Regions from separate parts of the Homo sapiens genome. Here region 1 is linked to region 2. Evidence: chromatin loops called from intact Hi-C (ENCODE). Cell type or tissue: sigmoid colon. All regions are shown on one strand. Links, peaks and the distances in the headings refer to the core of each region. The heading gives the core; the rest is flanking DNA.

Evidence for each region. Hi-C counts contacts between places; a loop is a spot of excess contacts. Peaks named below come from ENCODE experiments on the same cell type or tissue, not always from the same donor. Only the 100,000 strongest peaks of a DNase experiment are listed, where the experiment ranks them.
Region 1: a loop joins it to region 2, with 2.5 times the contacts of the local background. A loop is called at or near these places in 9 of 110 quality-filtered maps.

What each region holds. Positions count from the first base shown.
Region 1 is chr10:30,721,499-30,731,965 of GRCh38, reverse strand. It overlaps LINC02644 (long intergenic non-protein coding RNA 2644), which reads right to left and starts at 8,747. Exons shown (of 2, transcript NR_134497.1): 1 at 8,630-8,747; 2 at 8,226-8,547. In sigmoid colon, for the core only: CTCF peaks have their summits at 4,794 and 5,000 (motif pointing left); DNase peaks (open chromatin) are centred at 4,730 and 4,995.
Region 2 is chr10:30,779,784-30,790,250 of GRCh38, reverse strand. No RefSeq gene overlaps it. Among named protein-coding and RNA genes, the nearest start is that of LINC02644, 62 kb to the right of the region's middle. RefSeq lists a silencer at 4,809-5,118 and an enhancer at 6,605-7,105. In sigmoid colon, for the core only: a CTCF peak has its summit at 6,239 (motif pointing left); DNase peaks (open chromatin) are centred at 4,820, 6,190, 6,994 and 8,430; H3K4me3 peaks cover 1,755 bases; H3K27ac peaks cover 3,949 bases.

The sequences.
Region 1 (10,467 bases), core at 1,239-9,238, 58 kb after region 2:
TCAGGGGGTCCTTGTGATTTGTCATCTGAATGAAGACACTTTTGTAAGTGGAAGGGGCATGGAAGATAATGACAGCAGGCAAAAGACATAAACCAGGACTGTCCTGAGCAAACATGGACACATGGACTCCCCAGCCAGAAGAATCATCCACAAACCTAAGTTACACCACATATCATTCCCCTGCTTAATGGCTTCCCTTTGCGGTTAGAACAAAGCCCTGCATGTGCTCACCCAAAGTCCCTTTCCCAATCTCACCTTCTTCTCCCTCTTGCATCCTTTCCCCTGTGCTCTGGCCCCACAGTCCTTCTTTCAGCTCCAAGAACTTCCACTTGCCAATCCTGCTGCCTCTATGCCCTCCCCCGATTCAGGTCTCCTCCACATGGTGTCTCCCCAGACAGGCTTCCATGACCTTGATGATGACTCCCTCCTCTCCCTAGTCCATTCTCTGACACTCATCACTGTCTGAAAGTAAGTTATTTATGGACCTCTGTTTGAAGCTCCAACATGCAAAGAGCTTGGGAGTCATCACTCTTGTCCTTACAAGAAAGAGCTGAACAAACAGAAAATCGATGACTTTTTGGAAGGACCCATTGGAGAACTGAGCTTGCAGGGCAAACTACCATCCTGAAATCTTGAAAGACAGATAAATCCAGAGTCAGAGCCAAGATCTACTGACCTAGAACAGAAACCACTGGACTCATAAACTGGTAGAAACACTTAAGTGATTATCTTAATGAATCTGGAGGCTGAGTGTGGAGTAGTGTGAGAATGACAAACTCCTAGGGAGTGCAGTCTTGATGGGGCCCCTCACACTTTTTTGGGCTTTACCTCCAGAAACCCTACCAAGTTCTCATGGTGAAGATCCAAGATGGCATCTTGGATGGAAGAGTAATTCTTGTGAAATATACCTAGAGCGTTCTCCAGAACAAAGGCCTACCCTTTGGGGAAAAGGCTTCACCCGAGCCTTGTTCCAAAGCCATGGGGGAAGGACAACCCTCTCACCCCACACCCCTCTGGCTTCCCTGCCTTACCTAAGGTGGGTGGAGGTATATGCAAGAAGAAACACTTGGGTGTCACAGGCTAGGGTCACAGGCCCACTAAAAGCCTGAGATTTAATTGGAAGATTATAGAACTCTTCCCACTCCCCTACATATTACCACCACACCAACAGGCCTGCATATAATTATAGTAAATTACAGCTGAAAGAGCTTTGAGACAGAGACTCTCTTTGAGGAGGAGTATGTAGGGAATCCTGAGGTTAAAAGGGGAGAGAAAAAACACAAACAAGGACATTGGTGGAATTAAAAGGCTCTGGCACCTTTAGTTTTTACAGAAAACACTAAACAAAAAGACCAACTTCTAGCCAGATTCTCATAAATCCTTACATAAGAGGTCTATTTACCTCAGTTCCCATTACCTAATACAACTTGTCCAGCTTTCAACAAAAACGTACAAGTTCCACCAAAATCAAGAAAGAAGTCATAAGAGAGAAAGCAATGATCTAAACCAGACTCAGCTATAACACAGATGTTAAAAATTATCAAGCAGGACACTTAAAGTAACTACGATTAATGTGTTAAGGTCTCTAATGGAAAAAGTAGACAACATGCAAGAATACATGGGTAATGTAAGCAGAGAGATGGAAAACAGAGAGATAAAACCAAAAAGGAAATGCTAGAAATTAAAAAAAAATAATAACAAATGAAGAATGCCTGTGATGGGTTCATCAGTGGAATCAACATGGCTGAGGAAAGAATCAGTGAGCTGAGAATGTTGAAAGAAAATTCACAAACAGAAATATTACAACAACAATAAAAAAAACAACAAAAAATACAATGTCCAAGAACTGTGGGGCAATTACAAAAGCTGTAACATGCACAGAGTCGGAATACAAGAAAGAGAAGAGAAAGAGAATGGAGCAGAACAAATATTTGAAGTAATAATGGCAGTGGGCCTTCTAATATTAATGACGTATACCAAACCACAGATCCAGAAAGTTCAGTGAAATTAAATTAGCTACCTTTGTGTTTGTTGCCTAATTTCAGTTTTAGTACCCTCCAATCCATTTTCCACCCTTCATGAGTGATCTTTATCAACACAAATATCGATTTTATTTCTAATTTCAGACACTTCAATGGCTCCTTATTGCCTTAAGGATAAAAATCCAAATTCCCCAGCATGGCAAAAGAGAAATAGTTCACTATGTAATCCACTGTCCTGGCCAGTCTCAATGCCTGCTTCAGTCTCAAGACTGGTTCGTCTCTGCCCTCAGCTGTTTGGAATTATTAGCAGTTCTATGGAGGGGCCATCAAAAGCCTTTGGGATCTGTGAGGCACAGTGGCTCAGGCCTGTAATCCCAGTGCTTTGAGAGGCTGAGGAGGGAGGATGGCTTGAGCTCAGGAGTTCAAGACCAACGTGGGCAGCATAGCAAGACTCTGTATCTACAATAAAAAAAAAAAAAAAAAGACTGGGCATGATGGCTCATACCTGTAATCCCAGCACTTTGGGAGGCTGAGGTGGAAGAATCACTTGAGTCCAGAAGTTTGAGACCAGCCTGGGCAACACAGCAAGATCCCATATCTAAAAACAAACAAACACACAAAAAAACTTAAAAAAAAATTTCGGGCATGGTGGTATGTGCATACCTGTGGTCCCAGAACTTGGGAGGTTGAAGTGGGAGAATAGTTTCAGCCTGGGAAGTTGAGACTGCAGTGAGCTGTGATTGCACCACTGCACTCCAGCCTGGGCAACAGAGTGAGACTGTCTTAAAAATAATAATAATAATAATAATAATAATAATAATTTTAAAATTAGCTTGGAATGGTGGTGCATGCCTGTAGTCCCAGCTACTCAGAAGGCTGAGGCAGGAAGATCACTTGAGCCTGGGAATTTGAGGCTGCAGTAAGCCATAATTTCGTCACACCTGGGTGACAGAGCAAGACCGTGTCTCAAAAAAGAAAAAAAAAAGCACCTTTGTGCTGTTTTCTCCTGCTTTCTTCTGCTCATTCCTCGCCTTTCCTTTGTCACACAATATTTTAACTGGCTATTTATTTATATCCCTCTCCTGACAGAATGTAACTACCCAAGAGAAGTGTTAATTATTTACAACTTGGAAGTGAGGCATAAAGATGATTACATGCCTATACTTGTGCATTATCCAACACGCCTGCCTACAGGTACCTGACTCTCTAGGGAATATTGTCTTTTCTGATTTACAGTTTACTATTGATCAGGCGTAGACTCTAAAGTTCCATGTTAACTTATAGAAAACTGATAAACTATAGATGATTTTTGTCCAGTAGAGGTGTAAAGGATTTCTGGCGAGTAGAAAATCATAACTGTGTGTGTTACAGTTTTATTACCTTGTAGGATATTAACCAATTTTGAATGTTGTTTTAAAATTGTATTCCATCATCCGTCTACTGTCTCCATCTATATACATAAGTATCTACGCGTCTGTGTATGTGTATATTTTCCCTGGCTTTTTCAGAACTAATGTTACTATTCTGTCAGCTCCATCATTATCGATTTACTGATTTAAATAAGTCATTGGCACAGGCCAGGGCAGCTGAGGAAGTGGGATTGCTCAGCAAACTTTAAGCGAGAGCCTGTCTCAAGGAGTGTGGTCCAGTCAGCAGCTTCTAGGTGCAGTGCCTTCTGGAATCACCATACCAGGGGTCCCCAACTCCCAGGCCCTTGACTGGTACTGATCCATGGCCTTTTAGGAACTAGGCCACACAGCAGGAGGTGAGTGGCTGGCCAACAAGCAAGCAGTACCACCTCAGCTCCACCTCCTGTCAGATCAGCCACAGCATTAGATTCTCATAGGAGCACGAACCCCATTGTGAACTGTGCACGTGAGGGATCTAGGCTGCACAGTGCTTATGAGAATCTAATGCCTGATGATATGAGATGAAAGTTTCATGAAACCACTCCTGACCCTCTCCCCATCCATGGAAAAATTGTCTTCCACAAAACCTATCCCTGGTGCCAAAAAGGTTGGGGACTGCTGCACTACACCTTTCGTGCCAAGGTCAGGCCCAGCCAGTGACAGAGTCCAGAGGGTCCTGGGCCTGGCCATTTCTGACCACTTCCTCCAAGGGATGACTGCTGGGGCTCCTTGGGGGCTGGTCAGACCTCCTCAGAGTTGTCCCTCACTCAGAGGCTCTTTCCTCCCCATTCTCCTTCCTTCCTCTCTCCTTTGCTGGACACTGCCAGTGAGGCCCTGAGGCTGAGTTACTCCCCAGGCCAGGTGTGGGTGGAGGAGGGCAGTTGTGGTCACAGGCTGAGTGGGAAAGGAGCCGGTTTCTTCAGGCCCTTGGAAAATCAGGGAGGAACTGGTATGCTAATTCAGTAATTCTCCCATAGCCTTGACAGGTACAAAATCTCTGAAAACCGGTATTTAAAATTATATTTCTAATCATGCCATTTTCTCTGCTTGGCAATTCAGGAAGTTGAATAGATGATTATGAATCATCCGCAAGTGTGGCTAATTAAATATTTGATCAATAGAATTTAGTGCTTTTCATCTGCAGAGAGTTTTCCTGACATTAACTAATTGAGCCAAAGAAAGGTATCACCTTCATTCTATAGATGGCAAAGCTGGCAAAGGGAAGAGGTTTAAAGAAGCCAGCAAAATAAAAAAATAAAAAATTAATGAGCGAGTGCATGCGGGGGGAGGGAAGCCTGGCTAAGAGGAACTGTGGTCTGCAGACTCCCACTTTGGGCACGTTCATGTCACTGCACAATTTATCACTGCTTGCATCAGGGCAATGCGAACATTCCCAGGTCAGCCCATCGTAGAGTTCAGGTTCCTTGAACTGGAAACAAATGAGCCGGACGGAGCTGGAGTTGGCCCCTGGGGTCTTTAGGGGAAGGTCTTGGCCCAGTTCTGTGCCTAAGAGCAGAGGCTTCCTCTGCAGATCCTAGGACTGTGAAGCCGGAGGCGGCGCTGGAGTTGGAGCCTTGGCTTCTGCGTTGAGCAACAGCGCCACCTGCTGGCCACAGCCTTCCGTCTGCGCGGCTGCCCCTCGCCAGATGCAAAGGTATCTCCTTTGTCGCTTCCGTATTTCCTTCCCTGGCCAGTCCCTGCATTTCCTTTCCTGGCTTCTCCAGCTGGAGGGAGGCAGCTGACAGCTTATATCAAACCTGATAGAAATCTGTTAGAGAGACATTCGGATATTAACAGCAAACACCTCCCCCTAACCCTATCACCCCTGGATAAAATTAGTGTTCATGAGGAAAGGTCTCATTCCCAGGCAGGTCTCGTTCCTCAGCTTCCACTGGAATGGGTCTCTTACCAGCGATGGGAGGATGAGGAAGAACTGAATGTTGAAGACCCTCCTCAGTAAAGGGCATAGCGGGTGCCTCTCGGGGCTGCCTGCGAGGATGTGATGAAATCATGCAGAGAAAGCAGCCTGTTCGGGCGGGGCCTGCGATTCCTCTCCCGCCCTTACCTAAGGCCCTCCCTAAAGCAGGAGGTGACCTTGGGCCTCAGTTTACCTCCATTATTCAACAACAATCAGGTACAGGGGAATGCGGACCACCACATCTGGGTGCCGTCCTTAAAGAGCCTTGCCCCACCCAGCTCTGTTATCTTAGCCGAGTCCCGTAACTTTTGTATGCCTTGGTCTTTTGTTTATGACATGACCAATCTATCTCCCAGGGCCATTCAAAGATTTTTTAAGAGTCAAAATCTAAAAAAAAATTTAATATAGCAAGATTCCAAAACTTTCCATATTTCCAATGCAACAGAACAATTTCGTTTTCCTGAGCAGCTTATAAAATCAGAGCAGCATTTGATAGAGCTGCCTCATGGTCACTGAGGTCTACCAAAAAATGGCACTACTGGGTAGGAAACCCAAGTCCGCCATTTTCCAAGTGCCATGTTGTTTGCTGGAGATTTCAGAAATATCTTTATATGAAGATCAGATGAGAGGAGGATGTAATAGAGTCAGCACCTGTAATGGTTTCAACATCAAGGTCCAAGATGGAAGTGCTAGCGCAGGGCGCAGGATACTATGAAACCAGGCAGCCCTGGAAACACCCCGGGTCCCATGAGAAAGGGACGCACTAGGCCTGGGGATCCTGAGGACCAGAGGAGTCAGTCGCAGGTGCTGTTGCCGGGTCATCCCCACATCTGAAGAGCCCCTTAGCCGGATTCCCCTGGCCCGCCCATGTCCAAGTTCACTTTCCTTCTGTGCACCCTCACCTCAGCCTCGAGGCCCTACTTGCTATGTCCTTATCCTGCCTGTGCCACACGTGGGAGACTGGGTGTGCCTCTCCTCTCCCTCTCCTCCTTCCAGATCTTCTCTTTGGAACTGATGGCTGAAGGACTGATGTCCAGTTGCAGTGAGAAATCCTGCCAGTCCTTTCAGGCCGACTCAGAGGACACCTCCTCCCAGAAGCCACCCTGATCCCTTCCCCTCCCTCCCACCTCCAGCCAGAAGTCCCTCCTGTGGACACGATTCGTTTCCTTGGGCTGTTATGACAAAGTACCACAAACTGGAGTGCTTAAACAACAGAACCTTTATTGTCTCACAGCTCTGGAGGGCGGAAGTCTGAGATCAAGGTGTGGGCAGGGTTGGTTTCTTCTGAGGCCTCTCTTCTGGGCTTGTAGAGGGCCGTCTTCTCCCCGTGCATCTGCACACGGTCTTCCCTCTGTGCATGCCTGCCGCCACTTCCCAATTTCCCCTTCATATAAAGACACTAGTCAGATTGGATTAGGCCTACCCTGAAAACCTCATTTAACTTAATGACTCAAGTATCTCCAAATAAGGTCACATTCTGCGGTACTAGGGGTTAGGACTCCAATCTTTTTGGGGGAGTAGGTGAAGGGGAAAGAGTGGGGCACAATTCCATGCAGAACAGGTTCTTGTTGCATTGCTATTATTATTATTTTTAGAGACAAGGTCTCACTGTATCACCCAGGCTGGAGTGCAGTGGTGCAATAATAGTTCACTGCAGTCTTGAACTCCTGGGCTCAAGTGATCCTCCCACCTCAGTCTCCCAAGTAGCTGGGACTACAGGTGCACCCACCATGATTGACTAACTTTTAAATATTTTTATAGAGATGGGGTCTCACTATGTTGCCCAGGCTGGTCTCAAACTTCTGGGCTCAAGCCATCCTCTTGCCTCAGCTTCCCAGTGTGCTGGGAGTACCGTGTGAGCCACCATGCCTGGCCCTGCATCATTATTTATGCTTCTTGGTGAATTATCATTATTTTTGTGTCCCAGGGAATGCAGATCCCTTGGGGCATCAGAGCCTAGATATAAGATATATTTGCGTTCTGTTGACCCTTAAGCTAAGTACCCACTCAAGAAATAATTGAATGAACAAGTAGTAAATACAAGTATTCATGAATGAATGTGGACCACTGCAAATAATGAGAGGTCTGGAATGTGCAACATGTTACTAGAAATAGACTTCAGCAGATGCTGTGGCTGTCGTGATAACCGTATGTGAATCTGTGGAAAGACTCCATCCAACCAAAAAAAAAAATCTTTCCCACTGGGACCTCAAATACCGTTGGCAAATGACGCTCCCTGCCGGATCTTTGCAGTTCCTGATTTTAATAATGGAATGGCCTCCTTCAGGAAGGAAGCATGGAGGGTGAGCGGGGAGGATGAAAGGAAGTCATAAGGACAGGTAGGGTCCTGCTGCATCGTCGTCTTTTAGGACAGGCTCTGACACTAACCAAGTCCTGCAATCCCAAATGCACTCTTTCCCCGTTTGCTGTCTTCCATCTGCAGAAACCGCTACTAAACATTAGGCTTGTTTTATTTTTCTTTGCTTCCATACAGGCTCTTGGTCAGTCATTGCTCAATATTTCTTTTTTTTTTTTTTTTTTTTTTTTTTTGAGACACGGTCTCACTTTGTCATCCAGGCTGGAGTGCAGTGGTGCAATCACAGCTCACTGCATCCTCAATCTCTTGGGCTCAGGCAAGGTTCCCACCTCAGCCTCCCTAGTAGCTGGGACTACAGGCACGTGCCACCACACCTGGCTAACTTTTTGATTTTTTTTAGAAACAGGGTCTTACTATGTTGCCCAGGCTGGTCTCAAACTCCTGGGCTCAAGCGATCCTTCCCTGTCAGCCTCCCAAAGCGCTGGAATTACAGGCATGAGCTGCTGCACCCAGCTAATATTTCTTTACCCTTATGGAGCTAACAAATCATGTTCCAGCCATTTCAGGATGAATGCTAAAACGGTGTTCAGATGGTAAAGTTGGACTTAATTCAGTGAGATTTAATAATAGACAATTTATGTCGATTTCCAAATAATACAAGTCAGTTCCAATATATCCCTTAAGAGACTTCCAGAACCCCATGGCGTCAGATGTGAAGAACAATCCCCACAGCTCTGCTGAGGCTGGGAGGGCGCTGGGGCTGTGGCGTCCTCCGCGCTGCCTTTCTTTCTGTTAGCTTGCATTCGCTTCTGCTCCTGAGGCTTCCTTTCCAATCTCAGCTGCGCGACAAAAGCTCAGTAGAGGCAAAAGCTCAGTAGAGGCCAGTTCAGTATTAGAAACAAGGGACGCTGGTCTGTTAATCTTTCTTCTCTATTAGTCCCCAAGGATCAGCTTTAGACACTGTGAAACCAGTGGGGCATTTCCATACAGGCTCCACACTCACAGCGCATCCATGGTACTGATGGTAGGAACAGAAGCCTCTGACGCTTTCCCCTGGCAGGTCCATCTTTCTGATCTAATCCTGGGGGTGCATCCATTGTCAGAGGTCTGGAGCAGCCCAACATCCTTTCTCTGGGGAAAAGAGCAAATGCATGCAATGCAATGTATTTACTTTTCAAAAAGAGGAAGTCTTCTTTGGGCCAAATGCCCTACCAATACAGTTAATTCTCAGTTATTTGCATTTGAATTACCTTGATGTTTTTGCATTTGAATTACCTTGATATTTTTGAAAATAGAGCACTGTACTTTTTTTAAGAGGCAGGGTCTTGTTCTGTTGCTCTGGCTGGAGTGCAATGGCAGGATCACAGCTCACTGCAGCCTCTACCTCCTGGGCCCAAGAGATTCTCCCGCCTCAGCATCCTGAGTAGCTGAGACTAAAGGCACGCCCCCGCCATGCCCAGCTAATTTTTAAATTTTTTGTAGAGACAGGGTCTCACTATGTTGCCCAAACTGATCTTGAACTCCTGGCTCAAGTGATTCTCCCTCCTCAACCTCTCAAAGCACTGGGATTTTAGGCGTGAGCCACTGCACCTGGACTTGCACTGGTACTCTTTATTGACTTCTTGGTAATTGTCCCCCATTACTAGTGGCTACATTAGTTCAGAAAGGATTTGCACAGAGGCCTGTTTTGAAACATGTGTGCTTTATTCTGGATCTAAGCTCAAGAAAGACCTGTGAAAATGAATGCCAAAGTCTCTCTCTGGGCCATGGCTTGATTGTGCCTACCCTCAGGGAGGAATGAGGGATGGCTGAGGATGGTGGGGTAGGGGCCCTGGGCCAAAAATCCCCAATCCCTGGGCCACAGACCAGCAGTATTGGTCTGCGGCCTGTTAGGAACCGGGCTGTGTGGCAGGAAGTGAGCGGTGAGCCAGAGAAGGAAGCTTCATCTGTATTCACAGTGGCCGGCTCCTCATCAGTTGCATTACTACCTTAGCTCTGCCTCCTGTCAGATCCACCCCAGCAAAGGAGATTAGGAGATTCTCATAGGAGCACAAACTGTATTGTAAACTGCGCATGTGAGGGATCTAGGCTGCAGGTTCCTTATGAGAATCCCATGCCTGATGATCTATCACTGTCTCTCATCATCCCCCAGACGGGACTGTCTGGTTGCAGGAAAACAAGCTCAAGACTCTCACTGATTCTACATTATGGTGAGTTGTATAATTATCTCATTGTATATTACAATGTAGTAATAATAGAAATAAAGTGCACAGTAAATGTAATGCGCTTAAATCATCCTGAAACCATCCCCCACCTGCTGCCCATCCATGATAAGATTGCCTTCCATGAAATCCGTCCTTAGTGCCAAAAAAGTTGGAGACCGCTACCCTGAGCAATCCTCAGTTTAGGTCTTCACCACGTGCCTCCTGGGATTTCAAAGCCTCACACACACATAAGCAAACATCCAAGGACTAGTGTCTACAGCCCATTGTTAACAGAAAAATTAAGAGACAGAACACAGTTTTTCTCTTTATTTATTATTTATTTATTTATTTTTTTTTGAGACAGAATTTTCACTCTGTCGCCCAGGCTGCAATGCAGTGGCGTGATCTCAGCTCACTGCAACCTCAGCCTCCTGGGTTCACGCAATTCTCCTGCCTCAGCCTCCAGAGTAGCTGGAACTAGAGGTGCGCGCCACCATGCCCAGCTGATTTCTTTTGTATTTTTAGTAGAGATGGGGTTTTACCATGTTGGCCAAGATGTTCTCGATCTCCTGACCTTGTGATCCACCCGCCTCGGCCTCCCAAAGTGCTGGGATTACAGGCATGAGCCACCACGCCC
Region 2 (10,467 bases), core at 1,591-9,590:
CAGTGAGCCAAGATCGCGTCATTGCACTCCAGCCTGGGCGACAAGAGCGAAACTCCGTCTCAAAAAAAAAAAAAAAAAAAGAAAGAAAGAAACCTTGAAGTCATCCAGTGTTCCCCCCTCACATCCAAGTCTTGTTTCTACCTCCTCTGTCAGGAGTCAGACCGCTTTCTGCATTTATCCCTCAGGGCTCTGCTTCAGCATGCTTTCCTCTGAGAAGCCACCCGCGCACCCACTTCTGACTCTGCTACACGCTGGTGTGACACTCTTCGTGTTCCGCCCCACTCATCCCCCTTGTCATGACTGCTTCTCCACTTCCGCCCCTCTCTCCAGATTATAAGTCCCATGAGGGCTAGGGCGCTGGCTGTCTTGTTTACTATTGTGTCCCCCAAAATGTCCCTGAAACCTACAACAGTGCCTGGCACACCATATTCCCTGACTGAAGAATAAGCACATGAAAGAATGGATGTGATCCAGTCTTAAACCATATTCTCTAAGAATCCATATGGCAAAATGCTCACAACCCAACATTAAATGAGAAAAAGTCTGCAAAATTGTATACACAGCATGACATTAACATGACTATACACAAATACATGTAAAAACCCAGACCAGAGGCACTAAATTGTTAGCAGTGGTTGGTCCTGGCCATTTTAGTTTTTTTCTTTATACACATATATATTTTCCAGATATTTACAATAAACTTCTATTTCCTTCATAATTGTGAAAACAGTGAGTTAAGAGAGTTGGAAACAGCAAAGGATCCAGGACTTCTGGAATGAACAATGATTTAAGTCCAAGGTCTAGATGGTCGGGCCATCCTGTGAAATATCCACATTTGAACTTGGCCACAATGGATATCTATTATAGCCATCATTTCCAGACCGTCTCTACACAATCGCCAGTGATTCCTTTGATAAGAGCTCCCTTCCTTTGTCATGGGGACCCGTTAGGCTGAGCACAGCAGAGATGACAGGTAGGATTTCATGAAGAGACATAAATTTCCTTCTTTTTTCTAACAGAAAAATTCAGGGTAAACAACCCTTTCCCCACTGTCACCACACTCACCTTCAGAGCAACAACTTAGAGGCTCTTACAAGAGGACTTGTTTACCTCTGTCCCACCTGAAGCATCTGTAACTGTTTGCAGTAACTGTTGAAGGTGTCAATGTGAAGCTCCCCAGGCTTGGGACCCAGCACAGGGATAGGTGGTGCATTAAATGGGCCCAGGGAGGACAGATCTCATGGGAGTGGCGTCCGCAGAAACTCGAGGACAGTGGTTCCAAGTCTTGATCTGGACCCTGGATTTCTTCTCTTGCTTTGATTTCTCCATTTTCCCATCAATCACATTGGGATGTGTATGCACCCCTCTGAGACTGTTTCAGGGAGTGGTGAAATTTACAGCACTGCCATTTGGGGATCTGTCCCTCTACCCTCTGCCCATGGGTCTCTCTTAAGAGATCACCATGTGAGGAACAGAGTGTAGAGAAGAAGGGATGTTCAGCCTCAAGAAGATGAGAAAAACCACAGAAGAGTGGAACATTAAAATTGTCATACACATGAAAAGCAGATTCGTTCTGTGTGGCTTCCCAGGACAGAACTCAGGCCAGAGGTAGAGGTTCTAGAAAGCCAGGTTTCTGCTTCACCTAAAAAAAGAAACTCCTAAGAACAAAAAGTGATCCACGAGGCTGCCTTGTAAGGCAGTGCTGAGTCACCCATCCCGGTGAATGTTTCAGTGGGGCTGACCCATCATAGGGCACTTTTGGTAGACAGGATGCCTGTGTGAAGTTGGGAACTGGACTGATAACCTTTGACTTTTCCTCCTGACTCCAAGGACCTATGTTTCTGCCACTTGGCCTTTTGCTTGTGCAAGCTTGGACATAGTTTATAACTCATCCTCAACACCATTTTACCTAGGCCCAGCCAGAGCTGCAATAGCCAGGGGCCTCCCTCTTTGCTCACCTCCAATGGGGGACATTTGTCTTGCTCATAGATGCCATCTATTACCTGACTACAGGACAAGCTCACAATATGAGTCCCACCTTCCCAGAGTAAAAGTGAGAACTCAAAATCCCAGGATCCCTTGCAGGAAAGAAGAAGTCTTGTGACCTAAGTCTATCTTTCATATGCTCCTGTGCAAGACTTCAATTTGGAAATTAATAACCTGAAGGGAAAAAAGGTGCAGGAGGGAATCTGCCTGGTGCATTAATTTTCTGTTTTGAGCCACGGCAGAGACATTGGCTTTTATGCTGTTTCCCAGACAGTGCAAGGTCATGTCCCATTAGATCTAGCAGATGTGGCATTTGTGATGAAGCAGATTTGTGGCATTTTGTGCTTATGAGTGGCAGAAACCACTGCTGTTTCCTCAGCAAGTTCTGTGGCGGGATTTAGGGATCGCTCCCGGACGTTTAGCTTCAACTCTGACTCCTGGCTGCCCATGACTCTGTGAGCTTGCTCTGATCTCCCAAGAGAATGGCTCAGGGCTCACCAGTCCCATTTTGTCCCCGTTGTCAGGCACACACAGAGCTGAACTGCCTTTCCCAGCCTTCCTTGCCCTTAGGCGTGGCCACACGACTGAGTCCCAACTAATGGAGCGTGGAGAGAAGCGACAGACATCCATGCCTGGTCCCTAAAGCCTCTCACAATCACCCACACTCTTATCGCCTAGCAAGGCGCAGAGGATCCGCTGGGAGATGACAAGAGCCCTGGAGCCATGAGAAGACAGGAGCCTGGGCTCTTGGATCACTAGCCTGCATGGCGACATGAACAAGGAATAAACCTCTTATTGTCTTAAGCCACTCTGAGTTTGCAGTTGTTGTAGGGTTAGCGCATCTTGACTAGTACACTGAAATCCGTTTTCTGATGGACTAGCTAAAGCAGATTTCCTTTTTTTAGGATTAAGAACTCTGAGTATTTCACTTCCCGACTCGGTCTAATGTGTTGATTTGGTAGTTGCATCTGCAGGTAGGCCATGGTTCCCCCAGAATGGGCGGCACAGGGCTTGCCTTAGACCTCTCATCTTAGTGCAGGATGGAGGGGACCCAGCAGGAGCCCTAGTGTGGCAATCCCATCACCATAGGCAGGCCCAGCCACAGAAGTGTCTCTGATGGAGAGTGGGCTCTCTGTCTGCTTCTCTGGTCATGGTGGGCCTCTGACTTCATCCCTGGCTCCCTGCTAAGAAGTACAGGGAGGTCAGGTATGTTCTTCCTGGTGCCCCTGAATTCTGCACTGGGAATTCTGTCCCCTCCTCTTTCTTATTAGGTGAAGCCATGGTCAGGTGTGGTGGCTTACACTTGTAATCCCAGCATTTTGGGAGGCCAAGGTGGGAGGATCGCTTGAGGACAGGCATTCAAGACCAGCCTGGACAACACAGCGAGACCCCACTGCTAAAAGAATTGTTTTAAATTAGCCATGTGTGGTTAGTGCCCAACTGTAGCCCCAGCTACTCAGGAGGCTGAGGCTGGAGAATCACTTGAGCTCAGAAGTTTGAGGCTGCAGTGAGCTCTGATCACATTACTGCACTCCAGCCTGGCAACAATGTAAGACCTCATCTCCACAAAAAATGAAAATAAAAAATAGCTGAATGTGGTGGCACGCATCTGTAGTCCCAGCTACTCTGCAGGCTGAGGCTGCAGGATCCCTTGAGCCCAGGAGTTTGAGGCTGTGGATTGCACTACTGCACTCCAGCCTGGGCGACAGAGTGAGAGCCCATCTCTGAAAAGAAACAAAAGAAATAAAAAAGGTGAAGCCAACTCTGGGTCAGGAGCCCAGAGAGCTATCTGTCTCTGAAAGAAATTACCTTGCACCCACTTGAAATCAGGCTTGAGTTCATGCAGAAGATGCTCTTAGCCATTTCTGGCCAGCTCACCCCTGATTCATCCCCTACCCACAGGGCAGTCCCATGGTGGCAGTGAGTACCATGTGGCTGGCCCTCTGCTCTCAATTGGCTGGACCAGAGCTGGGCATGTGATCTAAGCTGGGCCAGCCCCATATTTTGTGCCTGAATTCTGGAGATGCAGTTTCAGGCTGGGCTCCCCTGTTGAATAGAGCAGATGTAAACTGAATTTTGTGCCTGAATTCTGGAGATGCAGTTTCAGGCTGGACTCCCCTGTTGAATAGAGCAGATGTAAACTGATAAACAGTGGCAGGACCATCTTCTGTCCTATGTGGACTGAGAAACAGGCCTTGAGGCAGTCAGTCGGCCAATAAAAACAAAGCAGCAGGAATATAGAAGAAAAGGTGAAAGAAGGAGGAAGAACTTTCTGAGCCTGGAGGTATCTCAGGCCCATGGGTCCATGAGCAAAGTCTCTATCCACAAAACAGAATTTTCTAGTTTGCTTAAACTAGTTCAAGTCCGTTTGTAAAATCTAAAATGTAAGGACCTTGATGGATACAGGAAGAAGTAGAAAAGGTTACCCTACAAGTTGCCACCCCTTGGGAACCTCAGAACCTGCTGGCTCCTGCAGAACTGGGAAACCTAAAAATTCTCATGCAGAGCTGGGGAAATAAGGCCGCAGGAGAGACCTCTTGGGACGTTTCACTAAGTGGAAAGGAGTTTCTCCAGCCTAACAGCCTCTTGTCATCTCAGAGCAAACGCAAAGAGCCCAGAGAGGTGGAGTGACTTCCCCGCGCGCCCCCACAGTCCATTGGCTTGGGGCTATAACCTAGGTCCCAGGGCCGCCCATCTGCAAGGCTGCCTGAAACCCCAAGCATGAACTCTCACTTGGAATTAGCATCCCTTTCCCACATTCGGCCCCTGGGAGCAGCGGCCAGGAGGGAGCTATCGGGAGAAGTAAGCTCGAGTTGCTAGGATGGCGACAAATGACGCAGCTAATTCTCCTCGCCTGACTGGTCCCCGCGCCCTGGGACCCCGTGTCCCCGCGCACAAGTGCGTGCTCGGGAGTCCGGCCCAGGAGCAGCTGCGGAGGCCGGGCGGCCCTGGGAAGATGCCTGGCGGGTTGTCGGGGGAGGGAGGAGAGGGTACTGGGCTCGGGGCCCCCACTCACCCACCCCTGCACCGCGGGGGGCGGCGCTGGGCGGCCCGGGGAGGGCCAGCCCCGCCGAGCCTTTCAGAGTTAATTAGCCTTCATGAATATGGATGCCACCGCCGATTGAAGACGGTTGAGAGGTCGTAACCTGACCTCGGCGAGGCGTGCATAAAGAAAAGCCTACTTTTCTCAGCTTGGCTCCTAATTGAAAGCCCGAGTGGTCGGGCGCAGCGCGGAGGGTGTGATCGCGCGCCCCGCTCCCTGCGCGCTCTGGGGACGGTGGCGGGGGCGCCCGGGCGAGCTCGGGGACCCGCAGGTGTGTGCGGGCGGCCCAGCGCAGCTTCGCCGCGGCGGGATCCGAAGTGGGGATTTATTCTGAAAGCTTTCCTTTTCCATGATGGTTTTCATTTCCTGTAATTTAGAGCTGGAAGCATTTATGGAATATCACATGGTTTTCGTTTACACAGGAAATCAGCTGCAGTTGTGAGAAGATACTGACTTACTTTTTTTTGTTTTTGAAATCCTCCTCCCCACATCCAAAAAAAAAAAAAAAAAAGAAAAATTTTTGAAAAGACGAGCTGGCAGCATGTTTTGAAATAGTTCTCCTTTTTGATCCAACCTCACTGTTCTCCAAAGGGGACTGCAGTTTATTTCTGACACGTGGTAATCACTTTATGTGAAGAAACCCCAGCATCGAGAGATGCTTTTGGTTTTTTTCAGAGCAAAGCGGGGAGCTCAGAGGGGGTGGGGGCAGGCGGGGGGAGAGGGGGGCGCTCACAGCTGCGCCCCAGCTTCCTTTCTGGGATGGGAACGATTTCTAAAGGATCTTAGGGAAAGGAGCCTGCGAACCAGGCCGCCTTTGGAGCTGAACTCCCTCCCTCCCCGAGAAAGACAGCACTTACTGCCCCAGTTAACCTGCTGGGATCACTGCTTAAAACCTTAGAGTCGTAGCGCCGTCCCCCAACCCAGGAATCACAGTATAAGTCTCTTCTTAACCCAGCCCCACCCCATCACCCCAGAAATCATCAGAGAACCGCAGGGTTTTATCACAGAGATTGAGGCCGAGGTGGAAGAATTTGCAATTTGTTTTTTTCATCTATGCCCCCTGGTTGCCACTGAGTTGAAGTCAGCACTCTCTTCTCTCTTTGCTGGGGATGGTTCTAACCACTTCCCACCCTCCACCCCCAGTTCGGAGGCCAACTAGACCGCCGTGGGCAATAGCACCACCGTGTGGCCAGCCTCCCTCTCCAAGCCCCTTCCCCTGCCTTTTCTGGGATCCTCCCGGGCGGTAGCGTGGATTTAGTGGGGCTGGGATGGTCTCTGCCCACTTTCTTCTCCTCCCTGCAATGAGGTTAACACACAGGGCACCAGACGCTCTCCCTTCATGCCATCTACTAAGTAAGACATTCTGCAATGACGGATCCGTTTCTTTGATTCAAGGCTTAGCTCCCAATTAAACAGAAGATACCCTTGAAGAGATAAAATTTAGGCACCGATTTTAGGGTGAAACAGTGTATTATTGTTTCCCAAGGATTGAGTGGGCTCCTAGAGAAAGGAAGGAGGCCCAGCCTGAGACCCAGAGGGACAGGAACCAGCGCTGTGGCCATCCTTCAAGCCCGGGCCCTAGTCATTCATTTGGTGGGACTGGGAGGAGGTAGGGTGGTGGCTCTGGGAGGTGGGTAGTGACAGAGTCCTGTACACATTTCAGGGGTGTGGAGGGAGCCTTCTGAGAATGTCCAGACCTCATGGGGCCTCTAGGACCCAGGTGGCCCTCGATGGTCACTGTGTCCCCAGCAGTTGAGACCCATTTGACAGAGTCTCAGGCAGCTGCACCGTGACCATCTTCTGCTCCTCTCCCCAAGTCGATAAAACCAACAGCCATCTGTGTGAACATAAGCCCCGTGTTTTTATGGGCTGTCTACTGGCTGCTGCAGACAAGCCAGGATGGAGGCTTACGGCCGCAGCTCTCTCAGCCTCCAAATATGAAACTGTGTAATCCGACTCATTCTCTGAAACCAAATATTTGCAGGGACAGCCAGCAGCCACCTGGCTACCACATCTTTTGACCATGCAGGTCATTGGTGCTGTGAAAACGCCACCTGGGGATTTTTCTCAGCTTCTGAGGGGTCCGCAGGCAAACCTCCCCTCCACGACACAGGGCAGCCCACCCTGGCCTCTCCTGCTGCCCCCCAATTGGGGTGTGCAGATGAAATCTCAGTCGGGCCTGTGAGCGGAATGAAAGAAACTCTGTTCATTTCTGCAGGGGCTCTGGTGTCTGTCTGAGGCCCTGGTTTCCTCCCAGGAAACTGCACTTACCTTCTGTTGCTTATTACCTAATTGATGAACTATTTGAGTCTGCATGGTGCTACTTTGAGCTTCCTTAGCTTGGCCACTAGCTGAGCATTAAGGAAGTTGTGGAGAGCAGTACCTTCATGCCCCGCGCAATGATTTGGTACATTTCCAGAACGATCTTCTCCTTGTCAGGCTTCCCTCCCTCCTGCTCAGCAGCCCTTATTTTTTCTCCTCTCTCTTTCTCTGGAAATGTGGAGTTTATTGGTCTCTGCAGGGGGGAAATGATCAAAAACGTAATTATTATAAGCTGCAACCCCTGGCCAGCTGTTTGGGTTTCAGGGTGGTTCCCAGTGAGTCACTAGGGCACACCCTCTCTCTGCCTGGCTCCTCTGGGTCCCCCTGGCTTGGCCATCTGGAAAATGGGAGGATTTTTTAAGGGAGGAGGACGTTTGGGGAAGAAAACAGGCGCCTGGGAGCCTCTCTCTCTCTCTCTCTGTCTCTGTCTCTCTCGCTCTCTCTCTTTCCTAACCCCACAAACTTCTGAGAAGCCCCATGTTCCTGGCCAAACATGGAACTGTCTGGAGGGACCTGGGCGGGCTGCAGGCCTAGGCCCCCACCCAGATGGCCGCTGTGCTGCCTCTCCTAGCAAAAGCCTTTGCTGGAAGGGTGAGCAACCAGGGCCTTCTGTACAGATGACTTTACCATCCCGGACACCATTTTAAATAGATCGACATTTCAATATGTATTTATTCTTGTTGTATATACAAAAAAATTAATACAAAATAAAAAAAGCCCTGCTGGTGATATGCCAGGCTGAGATATATAATGATATTTAGCAGCAACTGTGTCATTCTGTGTTGTTGACAGTAAAATAAATTAACATAATAAACATAATTTGCTCAAAAACAGCTAAGGAAAAGCAGATGGTTAGCACATTTCAGCAGGACCTGTTGGTCCAAGTTTGCACGGATGTTTAGACGTTTGTGCAGTCTGCAACAGATGCTTGCCTGGGTTCCCAGGCGCTCCCACGTGATAGGCACGGGAGGGCTCCACGCCTCTGGCCTGGGACAGGGCCACCGCACTGCAAAGAAATGGGGTCCCCAGGAAAGGGAGCTGCCATGTGCATTGCAGCCCCAGGCCAGGGCTGGCTCAGCGTGAAGAGTGGCAGAGGCACCAGGCTGGCTTTCCCGCCAGGCAGAGCTGGAGCCTGCAAGCGCCTGGGCCATTAGCATTCATGGCCTGTCGCCTGCCCAGCGCACATCCTTTGTGTGCCTGGAACAAGGGAGCTTTCTTCCAGGGAGGATGGCGCCGAGGCACTCCGGATCCTGCAGGCGAGCTTCCCAGTGGCAATGGGGACCAGTGGGCCTTGGCCCTCCCTTTGGTTCATGCACCCATAGCTCTGGAAAGAGAAGAAAATGTTATTTTTGCAGAAGATGCCTCAGTGCCTGGGAAGAAGAAGAGGGCTGTGGATTTATTTTATTCTGCAGATTGGAGGGGATAGGGCCTGCAGATCCCCAACATCAGGACCCCGGGGTCCCTGGCTCTACCAGGCAAATAGTCCATGTTAGTAGCCTCCTGGGAAGGAGCATTTTTCCTGAGGGCAGAGGTGAAGGCTGAGGCCCCCAGCGATGGGCGATGGCATTTCAACCTGTCCTTCTCAAACAGGGCAGAAAGAGGGACTCATGAGAAAGATGATGTTGGGATTTCTGCTCAGAAACCTCACTACCCCACCGAAGGAGGGCTGAGGGCTCCCTCCCACCCAGCACTGGGATGCCAGGGCAGGTCACTGAAAAGGGCAGCCCTTCCTGGAGTTTGGATGCAGCTCCAAAAGCTCCTGGGAATTCCCGTGCTGCCTGAGCAGTGCTGTAGGCAAAGCCCCCATGGTCCATACTTGAGAGTTCAGATATAGGCTAGACATGGTTTCTGGTAGAAAGGAGCTTATTATTATTATTATTATTATTATTTTTAGAGATGAAGTCTCAGTCTGTCTGTCACCCGGGATGGAGTGTAGTGGTGCCATCATAGCTTGCTGCAGCCTCCCACGTCTGGGCTCAAGCAGCCTTCCCCACCTCAGCCTCCCAAGTAGCTGGGACCCCAGAAACCCTGGGACCCCACACCTGGCTAATTTTGCTGTGTGGTTTGTGCTTGCACCGGTGCCTCGGCCTCCCTTTGTAGGTCTCCTTGCCACGTTGGGACCCTCCCCGCGGGGCTCACCCGCCAGAGGGGCTAGAAGCAGGGACCCCAGAAACCCCAGGACCCCACACCTGGCTAATTTCAAAAAAAGTTTTTTTAGAGATGGGGGTCTCACTGTGTTGCCTGGGCTGGTCTCCAGCTCCTGGCTTCAAGAGATCCTCCCACTTCAGCCTCCTGAGTTTCTGGGATTACTGATGCACACTACCATGCCCCACCTGCTAGAAAAGAGTTTAGAGTAGGAGACCCAACTGGATATAAAATAGCTGGAAAGACAGATGCCCTGTTGTAGGACAGGTTAAGCATCTGTAGCTCCACCACAGAGCTGTTAGCATGGCACAGTTGCCCGGTCTGAGTCTGGGATCCTGGCAATAGGTGTGCTTAGCACCACGCCTGGTATGTGCCACGTGCCCACTAAATGGTAGCGGTTGTTAACCCTGACTGCTGCGTCGAAGACAGTTTCATGGGAAGAACAGCTTGCCCCCTGCGTCCAGAGGACAATTAGACCTTTTCCAAGTGTCTAACAGGCCCCTCAAACATGGCCAAGACTTGAGGATCTGGCCCCAGTTCATCCCTTATGGAGTCATCCCACCTCTGGAAATACCCCTGCCATCTATCCTGATGTTCAGCCAAAAACTGGAGGCCATTTTTTCCTTCTCTCTTTTGCCAACCCCCACATCAGATCTCATCAGCAAGCCTTGTCAACTCTACATCCAAAAAGCATGCTGCATCCCCCAACTCACCATCTTCCCCTTGCTCTACCACAGCCGTGGTTCAAGCCACCTTACTCTCTCCAGTTCCTGAGCAGCTGCTGATGGATTTGCTCCACTCGAAGCCCTATAATCAGAGCGTGCTGATTAAAACCCCACTCTGTCAGGCCAGGCTCTCTGGGAAGCAGAAGGCAGGATGCAGTTGGAAAGGAAAGGAGTTTACCAGGGGAGACCTGCAGAGTATGCAGAAGAGAGGAAGCACAAGGAGGCAGGGAGAGCCTTCAGACCAGC